2 separate regions of the Homo sapiens genome follow, and region 2 is linked to region 1. A link is a loop called in an ENCODE intact Hi-C map of the cell type or tissue named here. Cell type or tissue: mucosa of descending colon. All regions are shown on one strand. Each heading gives the region's core, and the rest is flanking DNA. Links, peaks and the distances in the headings are about the cores only.

Evidence for each region. Hi-C counts contacts between places; a loop is a spot of excess contacts. Peaks named below come from ENCODE experiments on the same cell type or tissue, not always from the same donor. Only the 100,000 strongest peaks of a DNase experiment are listed, where the experiment ranks them.
Region 2: a loop joins it to region 1, with 4 times the contacts of the local background. A loop is called at or near these places in 1 of 110 quality-filtered maps.

The regions. Positions count from the first base shown.
Region 1 is chr21:37,685,803-37,688,719 of GRCh38, reverse strand. All of the region lies in intron 3 of KCNJ6 (potassium inwardly rectifying channel subfamily J member 6), which reads left to right. All of the region lies in intron 1 of KCNJ6-AS1 (KCNJ6 antisense RNA 1), which reads right to left. Among named protein-coding and RNA genes, the nearest start is that of KCNJ6-AS1, 170 kb to the right of the region's middle. In mucosa of descending colon, for the core only: no CTCF peak of the experiment used is centred there; a DNase peak (open chromatin) is centred at 1,495.
Region 2 is chr21:37,743,477-37,746,393 of GRCh38, reverse strand. The region is part of intron 2 of KCNJ6 (potassium inwardly rectifying channel subfamily J member 6); the gene reads left to right. Among named protein-coding and RNA genes, the nearest start is that of KCNJ6, 170 kb to the left of the region's middle. In mucosa of descending colon, for the core only: no CTCF peak of the experiment used is centred there; no DNase peak of the experiment used is centred there.

The DNA.
Region 1 (2,917 bases), core at 325-2,824:
GCCTTATCTGGCATCTGCACCCCTCTCCCCCACCCCTTGGGTCATTGAGTCCGATATCACAGAATAAGCCTGGCCAACAGTGGGTTGTGTCACACATCCCATTAAGCTGAAAAACGAAGGTTAGGCTCACTAGGAAAAGCCCTGGACTTGTGTCCAGAGCCCTTTCACTCATGCCCTGTCCCTCCTGCTCATTAGCTGTGTCCTTGACTGACTGATCTGATTTCCCTGGACCTCATATTCTTTATCTGATGAGATTCCTGCCTGGCTAGGTTTCAATGATTATTAAATTAGATGATAAAAAAAAACATAGCATAGAATCTAGAATGTAGTAGATTTTTTAAAAAAAAAATGCTTTTAAAATACGGGTGTATCTCTAGTACTCAAGAGGTTCCATTTGCCTGTAAAATGACAGATGGTTCAAACATCTAAAAATGTCAAGTTAGAAAAAGTGCTTACTAATAAGGAATTAGCAGGTAATGCTTCTTTTTTAGGTTGAATTTGAATGAGATGAGCTGGGAATCCCATCACATATAATTCAAATATGTTAGAACAGTTTTGCTCTAAAATTATCCTTATAAGAGAAAAATAAAGAAGAAGAAACACCTGTCTGCCAAGCTCTTTAAAAATCAGCTATAGAAATAGAGAGTTCTCTATTTCTCATTCATGTGTTTTATGCCTAAAACAGGTCAGATAAGAAGGACACCTTCCATCTCAGATGGTAGGACTCAGTGAACAAAAACACTTTAAATCATCCACAGTTATTGAATATGCTATTGGTAGAACAAAGAAACCATTCCATCATCTGGCACTTGTTTATCTAGCAACTTTATCCATCTAGACTCTAGAATACAACTAAGAACTCCAAACTGAGGGGAGAAATGCAATCACAGAAGATGCCACAATGCCCGTGCAGTCCATCCCAGCATCTAAGACCGATGCTGGAAGCTAAGCAGAGGTGTGTCCTTTTTATTTATTGTTTTTCTAATAAGAAATCCTAACAAGCTCAGAGCTGACTGGTCTCCCAGACCAGAGGAGACCAAAGCAGCAAATAAAGGGAGGAGATGGATTTGCTATAAAACAGGCACATTGAGAGCAACAAGAGGCAAGTCTGACAGTGAATGGAAAAAAAGCCCAGAGCTATAAATCAAAGAAAAAAAGCCCAAACACGTCACTGTCTGGAATCCTTTATGAGAAAAGCCAATGTTTCTACCCACCTTACAATCTCCTGAGGCCAGGTCTGCATTGAAGGACAGAACAGTAGCTGATGTTTCAGCAAGATGGCACGGAGACATGAAGAAAAAGCTTAAATTATACCCAGTGCCGTCTGCTTGTGAAGAAAGGGAAGCGGCTGCCACAGTTTAGAAAGATTTCTGGCCTGGAATTGGGAAGTGTTTGCTTGCTTGCATGACAACTGAAAAGTGGTGAGTCTGGGTCAGCTGGAGCACTCATCCTGCGGCCTGTAACCCCGCGTTGCTGAGATACCGGCTGGGACGCTACCCTTAGCCTTTCTCCCTTCCAGCAGCCAATTTTCCAGGCCCAAGAGGCCCAGGTTAAGAGGCGCCTGTCATGCAGTTTTAACCCAAGCCAGCCACTGAAATGCCTCCAAGGGCCTGGGGCCTTTGGATCAAGTGCTGGGAGTGATCAGAACCCTCAGGGCCCTCCCTGATACCATCATGAATCACTTAACCACTCTGGGCCTCACTTTCCTCAGAAATTAGCTTCGTTCAGCAGAATGTGTATTGCAAGTCTGAATTTGCCTGCCTTTAAGAAGAGTGCTCTCTGGGTTTTGTCCCAGCCCACCCCACCTCTGCCCACCCTCCATTTTTTCAACCCCTGCCTTCCTTCCTGTCAAGCCTACATCCTGACACCTGCTGCATGTGAATTTGAGGCCATGACCAAATAAATGCACAGGTCCCTGTCTCCACCCGTGTCCCGATTAAGACTTCACACAGAGGCTGGGCGCGGTGGCTCACGCCTGTAATCCCAGCACTTTGGGAGGCCAGGGTGGGCAGATCACCTGAGGTCAGGAGTTCAAGACCAGCCTGGCCAACATGCTGAAACCCCGTCTCTACAAAAATACAAAAATTAGCCAGGCATGATGGTGGGTGCCTGTAATCCCAGCTACTCAGGAGGCTGAGACAGGAGAATCACTTGAACCCAGGAGGCGGAGATTGCAGTGAGCCGAGATCGCACCACTGCACTCCAGCCTGGGCAACAGAGCAAGACTCCATCTCCAAAAAAAAAAAAAAAAAAAAAAAAGACTTCACCCGGGAGAGTGAATGCGTGGAGGTTGCAAACTATAAACACCAACTTCAACACATATTTTTTCAATCATAGGCATTCTCTCCTTCCCAGACACTAGCTTCCTCCACCTTCACAGCCAGTTGGACTGGAGTGATGAGTCTCCCTCCATCTGCTTCAGTCTAAAGAAATTAGATTTCACCTGTCCCCCTCCTCAACCGGGTATCAAGAGAGCACGTATGAGTACCCCACAGCAAATCCTTCTTTGTCCACAGAGAAGGATTAATCTTCTGTTCCTCATTTTTTAAATTTTAATTTGGGTGTTTTTACATTAAAAGTAATGCTTGCACAGGATAAGACATTCAAATGGTATAAAGGATAGATAATGAAAAATACATCCCTTTCCATCCTCTGTTCTGCAGTCCCTCTGCTTGGATAGAAGCCGTGCTCACTGTCACTTGGGTGCCTTTCTGGAAACGTTCTATGCCTCTTCAGGTATATTGTAACATGTATTCATACATATTCCTATTGTGTTACACAAATGGAAGTGGATGATTTTGTATATGGTCAACTGCTTTTTATTAATTTAACATATACCACAAATCTTTATTAACACATTAACTTGTTCTTTTTAAATTGCAAAATAATACTTTATTTGATGGACATACGATCATTT
Region 2 (2,917 bases), core at 230-2,729, 58 kb before region 1:
AGCTGGAAGAATGAAGGAAGTGGGCTCTCTTGCAACCTCATGATTTGTTACTCTGTTCCCCAGATCTGGATTATCCCTGGGCCTTTGATTTGCTACCTAAGGACTGCCACTCCTGCTTTCCTTAACCCGCTCCCACCTCACCCAAGACAGTTAGTCCACCATCTCCCCATTCCCATCTGCTATGGACTGAGTTATGTTCCCCATAAATTCATATGTTGACATCCTAATCCACCATGTGATGGCATTTGGGAGTTGGGGACTTTGAGAGGTAATTGGATCCTAAGGGTAGGGCCCTCAGGATGGAGTCAGCACCCTTATAAGAGAGATCACAGATAGAGTTTGCTGTCTGCCATGTGGGCGTGAATAGGTGGCCTCCTGCAAGCCAGGAAGAGAGCCCTCATTAGGAACAGAACCGGCCGGCACCTTGAGCTTGGGTTTCCCAGCCTTCAGAACTGTGAGAAACAAAAGTTTGTTATTTAAGCCACCAGTTGGTGGTACTTTGTCACGGCTGCCCCAGCGAACACACCGTGATCCTGGAATTGCCTCCGCTGCCCTAGTGGGACGTGTGTGCTCCTGTGTTTTCTTCAAGGCTGTGAGACTTGAGGGCAGGGGCTGCATCTTTATTCACCCCTGTACCCAGCTCTTAGCACAGGATCTGGCACATAGCAGGTGTTCAGTGTGTATAAATTGAATTGAACGGGAATCTGCCTACTCCTGTTTTGTTTACCTTTGCTGCCGTAACAAATTACTGAAAATTGATTGGACTAATATCACAAATGCATTGACTTAAGATCCTAGAGGTCAGAAGTCCAACAGGAGTCTCACTGGGCTAAAGCCAAGGTGTCATCAGGGCTGTGTTCCTTTCTGGAAGCTCTGGGGGAATCCACTTCCTTTCCTTTCCCAGATTCTACAGGCCACCTGCACTCCTTGGCTCATGGTCCCCTTCCCACATCTTCAAAACCAGCAACCATGGCCAGGCATGATGTCTCACCTCTGTAATCCCAGCATTTGGGGAGGCCAAGGGAGGAGGATTCACTTGCACTGAGGAGTCTGAGACCAGCCTGGGCAACAGAGTAATACCTCATCTCTGCAATAAATATAGAAATAAATAAATAAATAATACATAACAAAACTAGCTGACTATGGTGGTGCACACCTGTGGTCCCAGCTACTCAGAAGGCTGAGGCAGGAGTATCACTTGAGCCTGGGAGGTCAAGGGGCTGCCGTGAGCCCTAATTGCACCACCAAACTCTAGCCTGGGCCACAGCAAGACCCTGTCTGTCAAAAAAAAAAAAAAAAAAAAAAAAAAAAAAAAAAAAAACCAGCAACGTTGGGCTAAGTCCTTCTTATGCTACTATCTCCCTGGTTCCCTCTCTTCTGCTGTCTCCCTCTTCCACTTTTCAGGACCTAGGATAATCTTCCAGCTGACTGACAACCTCCATTCCATCTGGAAGTATAATTTCTCCTTGACATGTAACATGCATATCCACAGTTCCCGGGATCAGGATGTGGGCCTCGTTGGGGCCATTATTCTGCCTACTATATGCCATATAAAGAGGTTTGAAAATAACCTCCATCCTAATTTGTGATTCCTGCAACTCAGTGAAATCCTTACACACCCCCCACTGTTGCCTTCCCTATGACACATACTCCAAATAAGCCTGGTCTCTAGACTTGAATATCTCAGGAACATCTGAAAAACATTGCATAGGAGATAAATTACCAGGCCTGCCAAGCTTCAGTTATTGCTCTCTGATCCTTAGTTCAGCAACTACTTAATCTCCACTTCTCTTACTTGAATTATTACCATCAGTGAAAGATGGTGTTTGGGGACAGGCTGTGGAATAAGGATTCTGCCAGTTTTGTTGCCCTTTTCTCCTCCTCCCAAGAGGACATGGCTTGGTGGGTTGGAAATCCCAGAGGAGACCCGTTCCTAACCTGAGCTTTTCTCTGTCTGGACCTCTCATTCTTTCTGTTTCCAGGGCATTCCAAATCATGTGCATTCCTTCCCAGTCACCTCTCAGCTTATCTCATCTGGAAAAATAGACACCTATACTATCCATTTTTTTTATTTTATTATTATTATACTTTAAGTTTTAGGGTACATGTGCACAATGTGCAGGTTTGTTACATATGTATACATGTGCCATGTTGGTGTGCTGCACCCATTAACTCGTCATTTAGCATTAGGTATATCTCCTAATGCTATCCCTCCCCCCTCCCCCCACCCCACAACAGTCCCCGGTGTGTGATGTTCCTCTTCCTGTGTCCATGTGTTCTCATTGTTCAATTCCCACCTATGAGTGAGAACATGCGGTGTTTGGTTTTTTGTCCTTGCGATATACTATCCATTATTGATAGAGTAGTGTGGCTCCCTTACTGATTTGGGGAAGAGTGAATTTTTCTCCAAAAAGTTCAAAGCATTTTCATGAATATAACATTTCACTCCCCACAAAAATCTTCGTGGGATTATAAATAGGAGGTATGATAATGGAGGCAAAGTGTGTAGAAGTATTATTGACCATATTAAAAAGTAATCGCTGAGGGGTTTTTTTAATGGTGTAAGTGGTTTCCCCATGGAAAGTAGGTGTTTGTATCTCTGTCTAGTACTGTCATAGTCTTTGTTTTTTTAGCTTCTGTAACAGAATACCGCATATTGGGTAATTTATAATGAACAGAAATTTATTTCTCACAATTCTGGAGGCTGCAAGTCTAAGATGGAGGGGCTAGCATCTGGAGAGGGCCTTCTTGCTGCATCATTTCATGACAGAAGGTGGAAGGGTAAGAGAGGGTGAGAGGGAAGAAAGTAAGAGAGGGGCCAAACTCATTCTCTTATGAGGAGCCCACTCTCTCAATAGCAGCATTAATCCATCCGTGAGGGGGGAGCCCTCGTGGCCTAATCACCTCTTAAATGTTC